Regions from separate parts of the Homo sapiens genome. Here region 2 is linked to region 1. A link is a loop called in an ENCODE intact Hi-C map of the cell type or tissue named here. Cell type or tissue: CD4-positive, alpha-beta T cell. All regions are shown on one strand. Each heading gives the region's core, and the rest is flanking DNA. Links, peaks and the distances in the headings are about the cores only.

The links. Hi-C counts contacts between places; a loop is a spot of excess contacts. Peaks named below come from ENCODE experiments on the same cell type or tissue, not always from the same donor. Only the 100,000 strongest peaks of a DNase experiment are listed, where the experiment ranks them.
Region 2: a loop joins it to region 1, with 2.5 times the contacts of the local background. A loop is called at or near these places in 2 of 110 quality-filtered maps.

The regions. Positions count from the first base shown.
Region 1 is chr13:49,972,465-49,982,641 of GRCh38, reverse strand. DLEU2 (deleted in lymphocytic leukemia 2) reads left to right here. Exons shown (of 14, transcript NR_152566.1): 14 at 1-93. Among named protein-coding and RNA genes, the nearest start is that of MIR3613, 19 kb to the left of the region's middle. RefSeq lists silencers at 5,655-5,949, 9,845-10,037. In CD4-positive, alpha-beta T cell, for the core only: CTCF peaks have their summits at 5,600 and 5,802 (motif pointing left); a DNase peak (open chromatin) is centred at 5,791.
Region 2 is chr13:50,263,871-50,274,047 of GRCh38, reverse strand. The region is part of intron 2 of DLEU1 (deleted in lymphocytic leukemia 1); the gene reads right to left. Among named protein-coding and RNA genes, the nearest start is that of DLEU2, 140 kb to the right of the region's middle. In CD4-positive, alpha-beta T cell, for the core only: a CTCF peak has its summit at 5,542; no DNase peak of the experiment used is centred there.

The DNA.
Region 1 (10,177 bases), core at 877-8,876:
TTACTGGTTGACTGGTTGGTTGCCTGGTGGGCTTTTTGTCCTTCCAGATGTTTTTCTACCTTCTGCCTTTTCCAATAAAGCTTCCATTATAGGCGTATTTTCCTTCTTCCCTGCATACCCCACAGAAGGAAAGCTGCTAAAATCTCAGAGCCGGAAAGTTCCAAGGGGGCTGCAGCAGCCCCTCTCTCCTAGTTTTTGTTCACCCTTACTAAGAGCAAGGCAGCTCAAGTCAGATTGCTGCATGTGCATTTTGACTCCATCATTGAGCAAGTTCATTTATTCACTATTCATTCAGCAACATTTGAGCACTTCTCTCTTCCTCCATGGCCACCATTCTAGCCCATGCCACCATGATTTATTGTTTCTGTCTTTGATGCTGAGCCTGTCTCCCTACAGCCACATGGTCCTTCTACACAATCATATCACTGCTCTGCTTACATCCCTTCCCCAGCTTCCCACCCACTTAGTCCAAGTCCAAGTCCCTTGGTTGGGAGCCAACAGATTCCTACAGGTCTGCCATCTCCCCAACCCATGGCCAAGCCATCTCTGACTTCTGCCTGTGCGCTCTACTCTAGCCACATCGGCCTCCTTGCTATTCCTCAAACATGCCAAACTCGCCTCTTCCTTAGCAACTTGGCATTTTTTTTTCCCTCTGCCTAGAATGTTCTTCCTCCAAAGTCTACCTGGCTCACTCCTTCCTCTCCTTCAGTTGTTCTGCTCAGATGTCACCTTCACGGGAAAGTCTTCCTGGCCATCCTATTACAAATGGTGGCCTCTCACTGCCTCACAGCACTCCCTGGTCTCCTTTCCTGCTTCATTTTTCTCCATGCCACTTATCGCCACCTGACATACTTTGTATTTCTTTGATTACTGTCTCCTCCCACTAGAATGTGAGCTCTGTACAGAAGCAATATGCTAGCAGCTATAAGAGTGTCTGGCACATGGCAGGCCCTCAGTAAATATTAGTTGAATGAATGAATGAAGAGTTTGCATGCAGCAATGGGGAGCCAGATCAGGTACGGCCTTGTAAGTCCTGGAAAAGACTTTGGGTTTTATTTTAAATATGAAGAGAAGCCATTGGAGAGCACATCATCTGATATACAGTTTAGAAAGATCACTCTGGGCTAGGAGTGGTGGCTCATGCCTGTAATTTCAACGCTATGGGAGACTGAGGCAGGAGGATCACTATAGGCCAGTAGTTCAAGGCCAGCCTAGCAGCCATGCACGGTGGCTCACACCTGTAATCCCAGCACTTTGGGAGGCCAAGGTGGGCAGATCACCTGAGGTCAGAAGTTCGAGACCAGCCTGGGCAACATGGTGAAACCCCAACTCTACTAAAAATACAAAAATTAGCCAGGCATAGTGGTGGGCGCTGGTAGTCCCAGCTACTCAGGAGGCTGAAGCAGGAAAATCACTTGAACCCGGGAGGCAGAGGTTGCAGTGAGCCAAGATCACACCACTGCACTCCAGCCTGGGCAAAAGAGCAAGACTCCATCTCAGAAAACAAAACAAAACAAAACAAAAAACCAGCCTAGGAAACATAGCGGGACTGCATCTCTACAAAAAATTAAAAATTAGCCAGGTGTGGTGGTATGCACCTGTAGCCTAAGCTGCTTGAAAGGCTAAAGTGAGAGGACCACTTGAGCCCAGGAGATTGAAGCTGCAATGAGCTATGACCACACCACTGCACTGCAGCCTGGGCAATAGACTTAGACCCTGTCTCAAAAAACAAACAAACAACAACAACTAAAAAAACCCACCCTGCCCATTGTGTGGAAGGAAGATGGTACTAAGGGTAAGAGTGGCCCCGGGGGACAGTTTGGAGGCTAATGCGACATCTAAGCAAGAAAGATAATGAGGACTTGAGCTAGGGTAGGAAAAAAGGTCATATTTTAAAAATATATTTTGGAGTTATAGCTGACAGAACTTGTTAATAAATTGGAGGAGGGGCCAAAGAGGAAAAGAGAAATGGAGGATAACTTCCAGGCTTGGGGCCTCAATACTGAATCTCCCTGAGCCTGTTTACTGTTCTGTAAAATGAGGGTAACTGGGCCCCCCCACCATGGGATCTCTGTGAGGAAGGAGGTAGAGGATATAGACTGCCCATACTGACAGGCACATGGTAAACCCTCAGTGCACAGTAGCTCTTATCATTGCCCCAGTGATGACTGTATTTCCCCTGCTTCATCCATAAATAGGATTACAGAAATAACCACCCCATAGAGACTGGGGAAAAAAACTTCTTGTAGAGTGTACCCTCCCCTCCTAAGGGATAGACTTGTACTTTAACAGAATACTTAACAGTAGTGTTGAAACATGTTATTTGCACACAGATAAATAAAAGGATTCCTCATATTTCAAAAGAAGTGTAACACTGTTTTAAGTAGTGTTTGTCCATTCAATACTTAATAGCAGGAGTAACTAAAAGCTGAAATTACAAACCCCTGCTGATTAAAAATAAATCAAAACATAAGATATAAAGCACATGTGAAATAATAATGATTTTTTTTTTTTTTTTTGAGACGGAGTCTCGCTCTTGTCACCAGGCAGGAGTGCAGTAGCACGATCTTGGCTCACTGCAACCTCCACCTCCCAGGTTCAAGCGATTCTCCTGACTCAGCCTCCCGAGTAGCTGGGACTACAGGCACCGTGGCACCATGCCCAACTAATTTTTGTATTTTTAGTGGAGACAGGGTTTCACCATGTTGGACAGGATGGTCTCGATTTCTTGACCTCATGATCCACCCACCTCAGCCTCCCAAAGTGCCAGGATTACAGGCATGAGCCCCCGCGCCTGGCCATAATAACGATTTTTTTTTTTTAGATGGAGTTTCGCACTTGTTGCCCAGGCTGGAGTGCAATGGCATAATCTCAGCTCACCACAACCTCTGCATCCTGGGTTCAAGTGATTCTCCTGCCTCAGCCTCCTGAGTAACTGGGATTACAGGCATGCACCACCATTCCTGGCTTTTTTTTTTTTTTTTTTTTTTTTTTTTTTTTGTATTTTTAGTAGAGACAGGGTTTCTCCATGTTGGTCAGGGTGGTCTTGAACTCCTGACCTTAGGTGATCCGCCCACCTTGGCCTCCCAAAGTGCTGGGATTGCAGGGGTAAGCCACCGCGCCCCGCCGCAACAATGACTTTTTTAAAAAACAGGCATTTACTGCATTTTCGTACACTAGAAGCTAAAATACCATGCTGTCCAGTTCAAAACAGGACACCTGGCAACCCTGTTCCTAACAGCTTTCTGCAAAGCCAACACCCAGTGCTTTCTGGCTGCATTGGCCTGTCCTCATTTCCCCCTGGAAAACTTGTTTTAAACAGTACAGATAACATTCTGCCTCTATTACAATTAGCAGCTTCTCTCACCAGGTTATCTAGTGTGGCAAGTGCTAGTGCGGAGTCACTTAGTATCTTCTTTCAAAACCTCCCAGTGGCTGCCTTCAGGTAGCATGTGAAAAGCTGCTCATGGGGAATTCAGCAGCTGCTTCAGGCCCTCCAGGGCATTTCTTGCTGGCATCTTCTGCCTCACCAGATCGCCCTGATTATTAGTGATCTGGGCCCCCTACCTAATGGAAAACCAGCCACTCTTCTTCCCAGCCCCAATGGATATTGATGAGGGGTCCTTAAATCTGGGATCCTTTCCCCTCCTTGCCCAATAATTGAACTCCTAAAATCCTTTTACTACCTGGGAATCTGCAAAGACAACCTTGAATTTGAACTGGAGCTAGAAGGACTTCCTCCGAACGAATTTGCCCATAGATGACTCTCTGGTACATGGTCTCTGTTGTTCAACTTTCTCTATTCTGAAGTCTAGAAGACACCCTTGCTTCTGAAAGTGGGGCCTAAGAACCTGCAGCCTCACCAGGGAGCTTGGTAGAAATCCAGAATCTGAGGCAGGATTCTAGACTTATTGGATCAGATTCTGCATTTCAACAAGATTCCCCAGTGACCCCCAGGCATCTTCAAATTTGAGAGGCCAGGAAAGTGCTCAGGCCCTGCCCTTCCCTTCCCGTTGGCTGGGGAGAATTCCTGTAATTTGCCCTGTTTACGGGTCCTTAATCTCCAACTTCACTGTCCTCGCTTTCCAAAGAATCCTGAGTGGCTTCCTTCCAACACCTTATCTGTCTTCCCCCACGCCCCTGAAGCCAGGGCCTCTTTTCTTCAAGGCCACCCCCCAACTCATCTCAGGCTGAGGCTCCTCTCTTGAGGCCATATCCCATGGTAGCATTTCTTTGAGGGCTGCTTTTCTGCCGTTTTTCTCCCCAGGTAGGGCCTCTAAAACCGATGGAAGTGAAGTGCTACACCTCAGAGCTGCTTTAGCCCTTAGAGCTGGCCAGGGTCTGAGTGGGCCTCTCACAGGGCCACAGGACTGCCCTTTCCCCCAGCATGCCTAGAAGCTGAGACCACTCACACCACATGAACATGCTATCCTTGTTCCTCTTTCCTGCCAGCCTCAACACAACCAGAATACAGCCCAATAATGGCTGCCTACAAATGGGAGGCACCCAGGGAAGGGAGGGGGTGCTGATTAAGAACCAGCCTGGAGGAGGATCATGGTTTCTCTGAAACAAGAAGGAGGTGAGGGTTGATGCGGAAGGTATATTAGAAATGCTTCAAGCACTTGATGCTTTGAGGGTTTGGGGATTTGAGTTTGGGTTTGTTTTTTAAGCTTAACAATGTGAAAAAGATGTCAAATAACTTTTCTGAACTGTGGCAATCAGAGCCTTGTCCAGAATCATAACTTAATGGCTTTTTGGCTCTCAATTTGATGGTCAGTTTGGCTAACCAACACTTTTTAATTCTGTGTTATTTATTACTCAGTTGATCCCCCCCATAATATGTTAAAAGCCTACTTCCAACCTGTTAAAATGTACCCTTGGAGTGCTGTCCAGATTCACCATTAAAATAGTGTCTTTCCAGTCTTATGTATTTTATTCAGCAGTTACTACAGTACTTTTTTTTTTTTTTTTGACAGGATCTCATTCTGTTGCCCAGGCTGGAGTCCAGTGGTGTGATCACAGCTCACTGAAGCTTTGACCTCCTAGGCTCAAGCTATCTTCCTGCCTCAGGCTCCTGAGTAGCTGGGACTATAGGCACATGCCACTATACCTGGCTAATTTTTAATTTTTTGTAGAAACTGGGTCTCGCTATGTTGCCCAGGCTGGTCTCGAACTCCTGGGTTCAAGCATTCCTGACACTTTGGCCTCCCAAAGTGCTGGGATTACAGGCATGAGATGCCATGCCTGGCCATATTTTTATTTTTAAATCTTTCTATTTAAATAAGGAGAGGGAGAGAGAGAGAAAGCTCTAGGTGCATTTTTTCCAAATGGACACCTTGCCATGTTTTCAACACACATCTAAAGCCTGAATTGAGAGTATAATTTTTCTGTAGATACATCACCTTGAGGAATTTTATAAACTTCAGTTTCCTCATCTGAGAAATGAGGTAGTTGGATTAGATGAACTGGCTCATCAAGTGAGTATAAGGAGCCTTCCAAATTTAAGAATTATTAACATTTCCCGGAAGACTAACCAGGCAATTTTTCTTCTTTAGGTTTGACTTTCTGAGATGTCATGGCTTAGTATTCTTTAAGCAAATTCTGGAATGTTCTTGTCCCTTTGGAATAATTGTAATGTGGATTTGTTCTGTGCAACTGATGATATTCTAATGTGTTTGGGCAGGTTTAAGTCTAAATTTCCAAAGTCTCACACCTGTGGTTTTACCAAAAAGGTACTGCTCAAGGAAACCAGTGATGGGCAAAGGATGCATGGTATAGCTATGATGCAAGAGCGCCCTCTGCAGGCCATGCGAAGATGAGTCTCTTTCTTAAAGGGTAGCTTTTCCGCTCTTTGTGTAGAGTACAACCCTTCCCTTCCTCCTGTAGCATTCTCATCAAGAAACATTTGTTTAGTGCTTACCCTGAGCTAGGCACAGTGTGCTTAGGGCTGGGAACACAAAAATAAAAGCATCCTAGGCTTAAAGGATCTCACGGTCTAATGGGGTACATCCCAATCAGATCATTATAATGCAACCTGAGAGGTGTGTCACTGGAGCTGTGCCTCATGTCCCCATTAGTTTGCAATCACAAGTTGCACACAAGAGCCGAAATCAAACTGTACAGTACAATGCTTTTTTGTTAGGAGAGAAGGACTGGTGACTCACCCTAGCATTTTCTCTTTGCACAGAAACAGATGCCCTGCCCAGAAGCAACACGGCTAATGGGTGCCACCGTGGAGACCCAGGCAACCTGAGAGTAGTCCTGACAGCCAGACCTCCAGGGTGGAAATGGGAAGGTCTACAGAGAAAGGTCAGGATTTAACAGGGAAATGGAGGAGGGCAAGAATGGGGGTCAGGAGGTATCTACGCATTTTGATATGAAATTAAGAAGTTCATTTAAAATATACAACCAAGGCCCGTGACACTTTTTGTAACAAGATTCTAGCTTATCTTCCCACTAGATTTTGTTGGACTTTTTTCAAATTGTATCTGATTGTGTTTTTCAAACTAGGCCAGGAGGGCCCCTCAACTTCTAAAATACAAAAATTCTTTCTGCTCCTCTTTTCAAATCTTCTCAGATTCTGGACACACCCAGAAATTCCATGTGCCTTTTTACTCCCTTAATCCTGTTAACTTTTTGTCTCTTCTTAGCAATGACTTCCTTTCATTTTAGAGAAAGTTCTGCTGGTAACATACTGTATAAGCCAGGAGAGAAAAAGAACTTGAAAGAGGAACACATTTTTCTTCATTTTTTTTTTTTCAAAAAAGGTAAGGGAAAAAAATAAAGGAAGTGGAGAAATATACTACTCAGTACAGTTGTCAAACAAATTTCTTGGAACCATGGCCTACAAGAATACCTATCTTAACTGCATTGCACTAGAAACCACATTTTCATATTCCTTTTGTGATAATTCTAAGATAATGAATTAGATGTTAGCCATTGTTTTCCAGAATAGAATTTCTGGAGTTACTGGTAGTTCAGGGAATTTTAGTCACAAGATATATATTTTCTGTACCTTTGTGTGTGTGTATATGTGTGTATGCATATATACTTATATACATGCACATATATACACATACACACAAACATGCATGTGCTATAGCTTTTGAATGGAGATATATGTGTGTGTACACACACACACATTCATTCATTCATTTATATCATACAGCTTCTCTGAAGAGCAACAGGAGAAAAATGCAGGAAATATAAAGGCAACCTGGGGTCAGTCCTATGCAGTGAGCTCTTTGAGGTCTCCATCAGAAATAAAAGATTTCAGTCTTTTTTGGCTGGGCACAGTGGCTCACACCTGTAATCCTAACACCTTGGGAGGCCAAGGTGGGAGGATTAACAAAAAATACAAAAATTAGCCGGGGGTGGTGGTGGGAGCCTGTAGTCCCAGCTACTTGGGAGGCTAAGATGGTAGGATCACCTGAGCCAGGGAGATGGAGGCTGCGGTGAGCCATGATCGCACCACTGCACACCAGCCTGGGTGACAGAGTGAGACCCTGTCCTAAAAAAAAAAAAAAAAAAAAATCAATCTTTTCATAGTTATTCAAATTAAAACAACAAAATAGAGATGTGAAGACTTGGCTCAGGAAGATTCAGTCATCTCAACAGTCACTGTAAAGAACTGCCATCAGACTCCTTTTGACTCTAAATGGCAAAGGATACCAACACTGTTCTTCCTAGGAAGCTAATCTATAGTTAAAATAGGCACATTGCATAGCTCTGTGTATCTACAGTGTTGTAATTGTCTAACAGAGTGGAGATACTAAATGTACTCAGTGCATAAAACACATTTTATTTAAAATAGAGAGGAAATTCCTGAGGGAACAATAAAATCAAGGATGTTACAGTAATTTCATGAGCCATCCAGATATAATTACCAACAAATAAAAATAAAATATTTCATAATGCTCTGTTTTATTTAAATATTGGCTTATAAGGCATTGTTCTGTTATTTTCTTTGGTTAAAACAAAGTTTTTAAAATCAATATCTCATACTTGTTAGTATGTATTAGTGGGAAACCTTTATAATAAAGTAATTTTATGTGCAAAAGCTGCCTAGTTTCCAGCTCTGGGGCATTCCGGGAGCACAAACCTCAGGGGCATCATTATGGCCCAAAAAACCTGGGGATTGAGTTGACGGGGCTTTACCCAAGAGGACCTAAAACAACACAGTTAAAGATGGAGAAACAGGCCGGGTACGGTGGCCTCCCACTTTGGGAGGCCAAGGTGGACAGATCACCTGAGATCCGGAGTTCGAGATCAGCCTGACCAACATGGAGAAATCCTATCTCTACTGAAAGTACAAAATTAGCCAGGTGTGGTGGCACATGCCTGTAATCCCAGGTACTCAGGAGGCTGAGGCAGGAGAATCGCTTGAACCCAGGGGGCAGAGGTTGCAGTGAGCCGAGATCACGCGATTGCACTCCAGCCTGGGCAATAAGAGCCAGACTCCGTCTCAAAAGAAAAAAAAAAAAGATGGAGAAACAGAAGCCCAGGGTTCAGCTGTTAAGAGAGGCCTGGCAAGGGACAGTCAATAATGGGAGAACAGTAGGGGTTAGAACCTAGATGCTGAGAATAAGATAAAACAAGGCTTCACAAGGCCTGAATCAACTAGAACTAAGTTTAAAACTAAAAGTATGGATGAGAAGATGTGCAAGACTATTCCTTGTCCCTCTTAAATTAGCAATTTAATTTACACTGAGAAATGTATGGCCATAAGGGACCAAAAAAATAATAATAATGTTGACATGATTGCCTTTTTTTTTTTTTTTGAGATGGAGTCTCACACTGTCACCCAGGTGGTGTGCAGTGGTGCGATCTCGGCTCACCGTAACCTCTGCCTCCCAGGTTCAAGCAATTCTCCTACTTCAGTCTCCCAAGCTAGGATTACAGGTGCCCACCACCACACCCAGCTAATTTTTTTTATTTTTAGTAGAGACGGGGTTTCACCAGGTTAGTCAGGCTGGTCTCGAACTCCTGACCTCAAGTGATCCACCCGCCTCAGCCTCCGAAAGTGCTGGGATTACAGGCGTGAGCTACTGCACCCGGATTGGCCGATTTCCTTCTCAAATTCTAGACATGTGGTGTGACAGCTCTTAATCACAAGCTATTTTATGGGTTTACCTGACAAAGCACTGTTACAGAGACTAGAAATACCCAAAGAAATACTGCATCCTCTCCGCAGACCTACATGGGAATCAGAAGGTGGACTGCTGAACAACAGATCAGCACAAGAAGTTCAAAGAATGAAGTTGCAATGTCATTAGGCTATGATAGCTTAGGCATCCATCTGACTATTGGAGTGTCTTATTCCCATACAGCATCTATATTAGGGCTAGATTTGCTACTGGGGCCCGAAATGCTGGCAGTCCTATGGTATTCAGAGCTGTAAAAAAAGAGGGAATCAAAAAGACTAGGAGTTCATTTCGACAGCCTTGGCAATGTATAGGATTTTGCGATTTTCTTTTGTAAATTGGAGATTCTTTTTTTCATGCATAAAACATTTTTCATAGAACTGTAAAAAGCTCCCAGACCCTTGGTGTGGGGCCTATACTATTCAATGGATAAACTGGCCCTCTCTGTCGTAGCCTCAAAGATGTAGGAAACAGCATTCCTGATAGAATTAAGGGAGTTGGAGGTGCTGGTTACTGGGAATAAGCCACGATGGAAGCTCCATGGGAGCAGAAGCAAAACTGTATCCCCAGCACCTACACAGGGCCTGGTTCCTAGTAGGGAAAGGTAAATATTTGAAAATGAATGAACAAATTACTAGATAAACCAGAAAGTGAAAGTAGAAGGGAGATGAGATAACTAGATTTAAGTAAACAAAACCTCAAGAAATCAGAATTCAAGAAATTATATCAAGTATAAAAGACTCTAGCAGGCTGGACGTGGTGGCCCACGCCTGTAATCCCAGCACTTTGGGAGGCCGAGGCGGGTGGATCAAGTTTGAGACCGGCCTGACAAACCTGGTGAAACCCCGTCTCTACTAAAAATACAAAAACTTAGCTGGGCATGCTGGAAGGTGCCTGTAATCCAGCTACTTGGGAAGCTGAGGCAGGGGAATCACTTGAACCCGGGAGGTGGAGGTTGTAGTGAGCCGAGATCACACCATTGCACTCCAGGCTGGGCGACAGAGTGAGACTCCACCTCCACCCCCCCAAAAAAA
Region 2 (10,177 bases), core at 790-8,789, 290 kb before region 1:
GTTCATGCTGGTCTCGAACTCCTGGGCTCAAGTGATCCGTCCAGCTTGGCCTCCCAAAGTGCTGGGATTACAGATGTGAGCCACCATGGCCAACTTCACAGACTCTTTTAAAATAAATCTCACATAATAAATATATGCAGTAAGGACTAAACAGCATCCACGCTTCAAACGCAAAGACCTCAACATATGCACTGGCGACATTGTGCATGCCGGGAAAAATGTAAGCTCGAGGAAAGCAATGCTTCACTTTTCACTGGTGTTCTTTCTCCCTTCAAGAACAGAGTGGATGTGGCCTGCAAGCACTGTCTCCACCAGAATAAACTTCACAAAAATGGTCGGCTTTGGTCAGTTATTATTTTGTTCTTTTTCAACTACTAAAACAATACTTTTTTTTTTTTTGAGACAGAGTCTCACTCTGTTGCCAGGCTGGAGTGCAGTGGCGCCATCTCGGCTCACTGCAATCTCCGCCTTTCAGGTTCAAGCGATTCTCCTGCCTCAGCCTCCCAAGTAGCTGGGACTACAGGCGCGTGCCACCACACCTAGCTAATTTTTGTATTTTTAGTAGAGACGAGGTTTCACCATGTTGGCCAGGATGGTCTCAAACTCCTGACCTCGTGATCTGCCCGCCTCGGCCTCCCAAAGTGCTTGGATTACAGGTGTGAGCCACCATGCCCAGCCAACAAAACTTTTTAAAATAGACTTTATCTCACTGGTATTTTCTCAGTGCTATTAAAGTGATTCCCACTGTATTTCAATAGGAATATTAGATGAGTTGCATTATGTGATCTGGTGGTTCTCTCTGCCATGCTTAAGGAACCATGAAGTATCATTTTCATTGTTTGAGAGTATCATTGGAAAGTACTTGTTGTAAGTCACCATTCACTGCCAGTTGGGGAGAGGGGTTTGTATTTTGGAGGCTCTTATTTTCTCATATAGGGCCTGGCATGTAGAAGTTAGAGGCTGCGCTTGGAGAATGACCAGAGATCTCCCTAATACTCAGTGTTAGACCAGAAAGCCTGAGACTGAGAGGGGTCCTCACTCTCAGATTCTCTCCCCTCACTTCCTTGTCTGTTGGAGTCTTAGTCAGCCCTCCACTTTTTCAATAAAACTTCCCTGAAGCCCCGCTTTGAGATGAATTTTTCTTTCTGTTAAGTTCCCACTGTCTCCAGCTGTTATTACCCTATTTCATTTGGCCTTATATTCTAGTAAGGTGCTTGCACGTCTGTCTCCCTCACTTCTTGGGAATAAGAATTGATCTAATGAATGTGTGATTTTTCTCTGTTGGCATGGAACATGGTATTTGACAGTTAGTAAATCTTTGGTAAGTTGAATTCTATGAACTTTCATCTTTGCACGAAATGGCCAGTCTGATAGATGTATTTTCAGTAACACTTACAAAGACCACGTAACCCTCCACTAAACATGGCGCGTGTATATTTGTTATCAGTCTCACAAGTCACAAAGAGCATGGGTCCCTGCATCCGTGCAGCCCACGCTTCTATCCCAGCTCACTGTAGGCAGCTTCTCCTCTCATTTCTCCCTCTGTAATCTTGCAAATGTTCATTGCTTCATCATCACCCACAGACCAATGGCCCCCAAATTCACACCTCTGGCCCTCATCTGCCTTCTCAAGCTCCACAACTGTACTCTCCTAACTATCTATCCAAATACTCATCTGAATAGCTACAGGTAATTCAAACTCACCATGACAACCATTCTCTCTAAAGCATTACCGGTTTCCTGGGATCAGCAAGTGATAACTACTATGTATGACTGAAGGACACTGAATGCTCTCCACCTAGCCTAACTTTTCCACCATAAGAGTTATTCCTTTGATTAAGGTTCAAGATCTACAAAGATTTTTATTGAGTCAACGTGGTATATAAATTAATGCTAGTAGATTTGTTATGTTTCCCCTTCTTAGCAACATAAGACTATAATCTCATGACTTTATTCCAGCCCCTAATGAGAAGGTCGGTGGCAAGTTATAAAAGGAAAAACAACATCTGCTTGACCATACACCTTATCTAAACCCACAGAGGGTCCATTTACCTCCCTGCTAAATTTAAGCTGGGAAACAGCTGGGATCTTCTCTCACAGGTGTAGAATGCAGAGGGAATCACTAGGTGCACCTCCCCTGATACAAAGGCAAATACATATATGTGTGCCCCCCACACTCACACACATGTGCAGGCAAATACAGGCAAAATCTCATGTAAATGAACATTAAGGCCAATGTTATTCAATGGAACCAAAATTGTAACCAGAGAAAACAGCAATAAACCGAAGGCAGAGGTGTTCCTCAGTGGAGGAAGAACAAATACAGGTGAGTCTTTCTCCAAAATGGCAGCCTAGAGCCCCGGGAGAACATGTGGAGGAATGAAGGAGTTGGTTCCCACCAGCCACCCTACACATACACATGTATGTGCACACATCATGTGTGCAAACAGACACACAAACTCTATGGGGCCAGTAGATGAGAGCCTTTAGCACCAGCAGGTGTTACCATCCCTTCTCCCCCTACCTCACCCCTACCTCTGGCCTGGACTCAACACTTACCCCAGGTATCTGGCCTTAAGGCCAAGGAGAGGGTGCCAGACCCTGGGCCCTGCTGGGCATCCCTATTCCAAGACTGGCCTGGATGAAAACAATCCATCTCAAATCACTTCGGGAAATGGGTAGGCTTATGGGAGAAAGTCATACAAAGATTAAAAAACAAAGTAAGTTCCCCCAGAAGTTCAAGTTTTAATTTTTCCATCTAAGTTTCCCTTTTCTCAAGGCAGTTGCCCCTCTATGTCCTTAACCACTGCCCCCCACCCACCACCTTTTCTTCCATCCATGGGCATCTTGACCAACATTTCTTCTCTGCTCTCCCACTGAAAAAAGGAGGGAAAACATTTTGATCCCCTCTTCTCTCTTTCCTCCCAAAATCATGCTTTTAAACAGCCAGATATAACTCAAAAAAGGTGCTGTGTTTCACACCCTTGCACTAACTGCTTGTGGTGTTTTACAATGTGTCCAGAGAATCATCCGGCACACTAGACTGCCTTCAGCATTGCTTTTGGAACTTCTGCTTTTCAAGAAAACTCCTATGAAGACATAAATTATTTTAGTGGTTCCAATCACTTTGATTGCTCAGGCTGACTTGAAATATATTCTGGAAGCTTTACCTTGATGTAAACTGCCTTCATGCTAGCTTTTTACTTTGTTCTTTCCCCAAGTGCTCAGGTGTTCAGGCATAATGTGATCTGAGAAGACTGTTTTGCATGTTGCAGTCTTATCTCCCAGCCTAGGGTTTCACCATGGATCCCATGGGATTTTGCCCTGTAGCTTGGGGACAGACTGAAGGGGGCAGTTAGAGTGCCCCAGATGTAGCCTCAGGGCAGAATCAAAGAAGAGTATTCTAGGACAAACAAAGGTGTCCTGGGCCTCAGCTGGAAGGGTCCCCACTTGTTTGAGTTGAGAGGAGACACTCCTCAAGATGGCAGCTTTGATCTTCAAGAACTTAGAAGGCCAGAATTGTTTTGTTTTGTTTTCCACATCCTCCCTCCCTAGTTGAGAGGGAATAAAATTTATGGAAGTATAACTCAATGTTGTTAGGGAAAGTAAATTTCTATAAATGAAATTATATTTGCCCTTAGCTTTCATTAAGTTACACTCCCATAAAATAAACATCTGTGCATAAGACATATAACTAGATTAAAGAATATGACAAAGCCTTTGAAATCATATATGTAATGAAATGATGCATTTATGATAAAACATTAACAATTATGAAAAGTCTTCATGTCATTCAAATTACCTCTTCAAATTCTAAGTGTCAAAACATTCTTATCAGATGATGATAATCAGAGGTTGAGGGCTGGGGGGGTGAATGGGAAACAAGGAGTTGTTAGTCAAGGAGGACAAAGTTTGAGTTAGACAGGAGGAATAAGTTTTTGAGGTCTATTGCACAGCAGGATGACTATATTCAATGATAATGTATTACATATCCCAAAAGAACTAAGACAGTAAATTTTAAATATCTCTGCACAAAATATGGTAAGTACCTGAGGTGATAGATATGCTAATTAGCTTGATTTAACCATTCCACATTGTATGCATATATCAAAACATCACAATGTACCCCATAAATATATACAATTAAGATTTGTTAATTCAAAATAATATTGAATTTTTTAAAAAAATTCTTATTAGGCAAATTCCATAGAAGGGGAGACACATGTTGGTTAATAACTTTGGAATGTCAGTCTTTATCTCATCCTAATATAAACAGTCCTATTTAAAGCTCTAACACACCTCTAACTGTTTCTTCTGACGAATGTTTAATTTACATGATAGGTGGATCTAAATTGTGTGTTTCATAGGGTTAGGGTTCTTATAGCTCTCCATGTGTTTATTTAGTAGCTTCCATAAATTCTTCATGGAGAAATTCATATCAGTACACACAAACTAAAAAGGCTATTGCCTTGTCTTATTATAACTAAGAATGAGAAGGGTGAAGATTTTCCCAGAGTGAGATGTTTCGTATGCAAGATCTATCAGCCTGTTCTTAAGCTGTAATATTAGCAGCAGTTGGAGATAATTTTTTTTTCAGTTTTAAACCATCAAGTGGAAAATACTAATTGCTAAAGTGTTTTTAATCTGCCACTACCTGTGCTTACAATTCGTTTTTGCAACTAGTGTCCATGGCCAAACCTCTTCCCTCCTCTCCAATAAATAAATGACAAATTTTTTAATTTAATAAGAAACAAATCACAGAAAGAACTGTTAGGGAGCTTTCCTTGTTCATCTCAAACGCCTGTTATAACAAAAAGTTAACCTAAACTCCCAAGCTGTGAGCTGAGGGGAAAAAGGGATGTTGAAAGGCATGTGTTTTATTTACTGCCATTTTGAATGTTTAAAACCTGAGAGTACTAAATGGGAAATTCAGCGCCCGTCTGCCAGGCTGGACCAGCAATCAATCTTAAAGCATTAATCAGGGGAGGCTATGGCAGTGAACGTTATCACCTTGCTGAGAAAGAAATCCCTTTGAAGGCAATGATGACTTGGCAGGCAGGGGTCTTCCCAGAAGTGTGGACTGCAAAGCATCTGGGAACCAAACAAATGACGGCACCCTCTCCAGATGTGCAGAATGGCCGCTTTCTTTGGAAAAAGAAATTTCTAATCTCATTTATTCTCCTCCACCACTATGCATTCCTCCCAAGCCTCCAACCCCTCCAGAAAAATGTTCCTCCCGAGTTCCCAACCCCTCCAAAAAAATGTCCACCAAGTTTCCTCTGCTAACACTTGAGAGCAGAAGTGGGAGTCAACCAAGCTGATAAACCATCAGGCTTAAATATGCTTTTCAGAGAAAATCTTCTTACTCCTTTCCTCTAGGGGGACCCTTATCTAGACTTTTAAGGAATTTGATTTGATTAAAATATGATTAAAGCAAGATAAATCTATGGCAGGCAGCATAGTTTTCTATCACCACAAAATTAATGGTGAAAAAAATTCCAGCCATGTTGTAAATTCATTAGAATAAATTAATAGTTCCATCGATGTACTCAAAATTAAAATGTGGTTGTCATAAATGTAATTAAGTAATTCAGTGGAAAGATTAAATGCTGAAACAATTACCCACATAGTTTAAAGCATTATAAAAATATGAGAAAGAAAAATGGAAGCTGTTATTAATAGAACATGGGGATTTTCATGTCTTTGGCTTTTTTTCTCATTCCCTCGTAATGAAAAGAAAGAGAAAATAATATTTATGAAATGCCTTATATGGGACAATAAGTACTTACTACCTATTATTCCACTTGATTACCATAACAATCTTGCAAGTCCAGTTTACAGATAAGGCAAAGGTCACTGAAGTTTGGAAGTGCCAGGTAATTTGCCCAAGACCACATAGCTGACCAGTGGCCAAGTTAGCATTCCAGTTAAGGTCTGTCCAACTCCAAAATAACATGCTCTTTCATCTGTGCCACTCGGCCTCTCACCTCAACCTTCTGTTCCACATGCTTCTCTGTAGAAGCACAGACTGTAGCCCTAGCCACTCCTGTGCTCCCTTCAATCCTGTTCCAGCCTAGAGTCATCAAGGAAGGTAGATTCCTCTCTCTGGCCCCATGACTATAACCTTGACTTCTATTTAATGTTTAATGTACAAGGGTCAAGGAACAGTAATGTAAAAAATAATGATATTAAAATAAAACAGGAGGCAAGCAATGTGATTGGGCTCTCTCACTCTCAATCTCTCTCTCTCTGTCTCGGAGCCTACAGATATCTAATATAAGTCCCTTGTGGTGAGAAGGTACCAGGAGGGCTGCTAACAGTAAATTGGGAGTGGGTGTGGCAAAATGCAAAAGAAAGAAAACTGCTAAAAAAGACTGGCCATATGTAGCAAATTATAAGTTATCTGGCTGCAAATATAATTTCTGCACCCAGGGCCAGTTGGGGAACACACCTCAGACACACTATAAGAACCCCTGGGTAAGACTCAGTGAAGGTCCCAACAGGGCAACCAAACAAAACCATTCTAAGGTGTGGATCTTCTCCAGGATTGATGCCACTGTGAACAGTGGGTCTAGAGGCTGACAAACTGGTGTTAACAGAGGTAATGATGTTACATATTTTGGGGCTCCCTCATAACAGGCCGTTCAGCTTCGGCCTGTAAAAAGTTAACATCCTGGCATGATCCAAACGTTGGAGATTTCTGAAAATGTACAGAAAGGTTCCATTCACCTAAAGTTATCGTTACTAAAGACCACAAACCAAGAAACAAAGGAACTTCCTGCACTCTCAGTAACAAGACCACCTTATGTAAGAACACACACCATCCACATCCCACCCCCAAGAATGCTTTCTGCAAAAGTGGAAGAAGCTGGGAAGTGTGTGCTGTGGCTTCAAAGTCCCTTCTCCACAAACTGCTTTCTTCGTTATCCTGAAACAGCCTGAAATTCACACATCACACTCCCCTTTGGAATAACACCCCCAAAGGATCCTGTTAGGGTGTAAACTTTATCTTGAAGAATTAAACCAAAAAGCTAATACTATCTATGAACATCACAGGGTCAAAAAGGTTATTGGAATAGCTCTTGTTATTAAAAAAGGAAGAGACCCAGAGATTCCTGGGACTCCAGTAAGAGACCATTACTACCCCGAGAACACACCAGTTCTAGCAAAGCCCTACTGTCTTCATACTAGCGGGGCTCACCAGAGAAAACATAAATCACGTGAAACCCAGCACAACAGCAGATACCACTCTTTATAACCAAACACCTGTTTCCACCACTTACCAGTACCTCTTGTAGTTTTATCTAGTTAACTCCAGACATACACTTCCTTCCTTTCTGCCTTTCTCTCCCAGGTTTGCAGTTAAGTGTCAACAGGGCAGGGGAGGGGGTCGGGCGCGGTGGCTCACGCCTGTAATCCCAGCACTTTGGGAGGCCGAGGTAGGCGGATCAGTTGAAGCCAAGAGTCAAGACCAGCCTGGTCAACATGGTGAAACCTCGTCTCTACTAGAAATACAAAAATTACCTGGGCGGTGGCACACACCTAATCCCAGCTACTCAAGAGGCTGAGGTACGAGAATCACTTGAACCCAGGAGGCAGAAATTGCAGTGAGCTGAGATCGCACCACTGCACACCATCCTGGGTGACAGAATGAGGTGTGTCTCTAAATCAATCAATCAAACAATCAATCAATCAATAAAACAGGAAAGGAGGGAGTGGAACCGGTTCCACTAGGGCTAGCCTCTAAAAGGAAGGGGGCTTTATTCTTAGCATGTATGACAAGGACTTCCCTGTCAGGTGCTCCCGGCACCCTGGCCCCTCAAGCTGCAAAGGTTTCAGAAAATCAAACATGACTTATCTTCTCCAAGTCTGCAGACCTTAGATATATATCCAATACAACACAGGATTTGTTTTGACATTAAGTGATTTTTCAGTAGTGTTTCTGTTAGGTGAAGTGAGCTTTTGCTGAATTTGTGCTTCTGCAGGCTTTCACTATTTTTTGACACATGGATGAAGATACTCCCAAACTTTCACTTCCCTGGAGACTGGGACACCCACAAGGCTCCACCACAGAAACCAAGTCAGCCCAGGCTCTTACCTCCAAGTGGTTTCTGCCCTTTTGAGATTTTATTCTATATTTTAGGGTATCATAACTTGGTAAAATATTTTAAATTCTTTTTTAAATTAGGCAGTGTAAAAGCCATGAAATAAATGATAACTGGGGAGGTTATAAACCACATTTCTCTACAGGTAGAACATGCCACAAGTATGGTGTAGTGAAAGGGGGCTGGGAAGGGAGCCAGGGGGTCAGAGGCCAGGTGACCTCCCGGTGTGGGAGGATCGGCTGGGTGGTGCCGAGACATTCAATCCCTCAGGGCCTGCGTCTTATGCCTCTGTAGTGAAGAGAGGAGTGGGGAGTTCTCTGAGGACTATTCCAGACACCTGGTTCTATAATTGGAAGGATTTATTAAAGGGCATCTTTCTACTTCTTCTCTTCAGAAATCCTTTTCATCTAAGGTATGTGTCTCAAATGAGTAGCAGAGGCAAGACGTGATGACATCAGGAAAGACTGTGCAAGTAGGGCTGTGCAGACGTCAGGAGCACCACAAAACGTCGAGGCAGTTTCTGACTTAAAATCCCAGCACTTTGGGAGGCCAAGGCAGGCAGATCTCGAGGTCAGGAAATCGAGACCATCCTGGCTAATGTGGTGAAACCCCATCTCTACTAAAAACACAAAAAATTAGCTGGGCATGGTGGCGGGCGCCTGTAGTCCCAGCTACTCTGGAGGCTGAGGCAGGAGAATGGCGTGAACCCGGGAGGTGGAGCTTGCAGTGAGCCGAGATCACGCCACTGCACTCCAGCCTGGGCGACAGAGTGAGACTCCGTCTCAAAAATAAATAAATAAATAAATAAATAAATAAATAAATTCTTCACACTGAAATCGAACTGACCATCAGAAAAGGTGCTATGTCCATGCACCTACAATCATCTCCTTTTCTCCCCCTCTTTGCAATCATTGCCCTTAGTACAAGTTGATGGTGGGTGTGCTGCTACATGTGGATACGGCTGATTGGCCTGGTAATGAATGAGCTTGGTGGCTTTGCCCATGCTGGGAAAAATGCTGAAAACACTGAACAACCAAGGCAGGGCTTTAGCCGATCAGATGGACACCCAATCAGCAGCACAGTTGCAGGCTGGGATGCCACATGCCTGGGCCGTACCCCATCTCACATTCCTCTTCCCAGGGGAAGGAGGACACAGAGATATCATTGGGTGGTGCTGGCCCTGGTGACACCAGCACATTTTAGTGACAGAATCTACTTGCAAAAACTGCTATAACCCACAAGACAGTCGACTCGAATAAGGAGACAATATGTTTATAAAATATGGACTGTATCTATTTATCTATCTTCTATTTTAATATTACAAGAACTCATAAAACAAAAACTAGATTCTTAACAATAACCTCTGCCTAATTATATGGTTCCTCGATTCCATTCACTTGGCTCTACCCATGTGAAATAACAGTCATTCTAAATCCTATGTTCAGTACTCCCTTGCTTTTTGTGATGTAAGTTTTATTGCATTTATATTTATTCAAAAAATAATAATATTTTCAGCCAGGCGCGGTGGCTCACGCCTGTAATCCCAGCACTTTGGGAGGCCAAGGTGGGCGGATCACCTGAGGTCAGGAGTTCACAACCAGCCTGGCCAACATGGTGAAACCCCGTCTCTACAAAAAAAAAAAAATACAAAAATTAGCCAGGTGTGGTGGTGCATGCCTGTAATCCCAGTTACTCCGGAGGCTGAGGCAGGAGAATCGCTTGAACCCAGGAGGCAGAGGTTGCAGTGAGCCAAAATGGTACTATTGCACTCCAGCCTGGGCAACAAGAGCGAAACTCCATCTCGAAATAAATAAATAAATAAATAAAATAGTATTTTCATTTTGGTTGGTTTTGACATATAAAACAACGTATGACATATAAAAGTATAGCGTTTTGTGTGTGTTCTTTTGGAACGTCTTTTAGCTTAATATTATATTGCTAAGATTCACCCACATTGTTGTACTTAAAGATCATTTTTAAAGTAATGTATATTTTCTGATAAAAAGAAATGATGCTCATTGGAGAAATTTTGGAAAACACAGAAAATTTCAAGAAAGAAAATAAAATTCTCC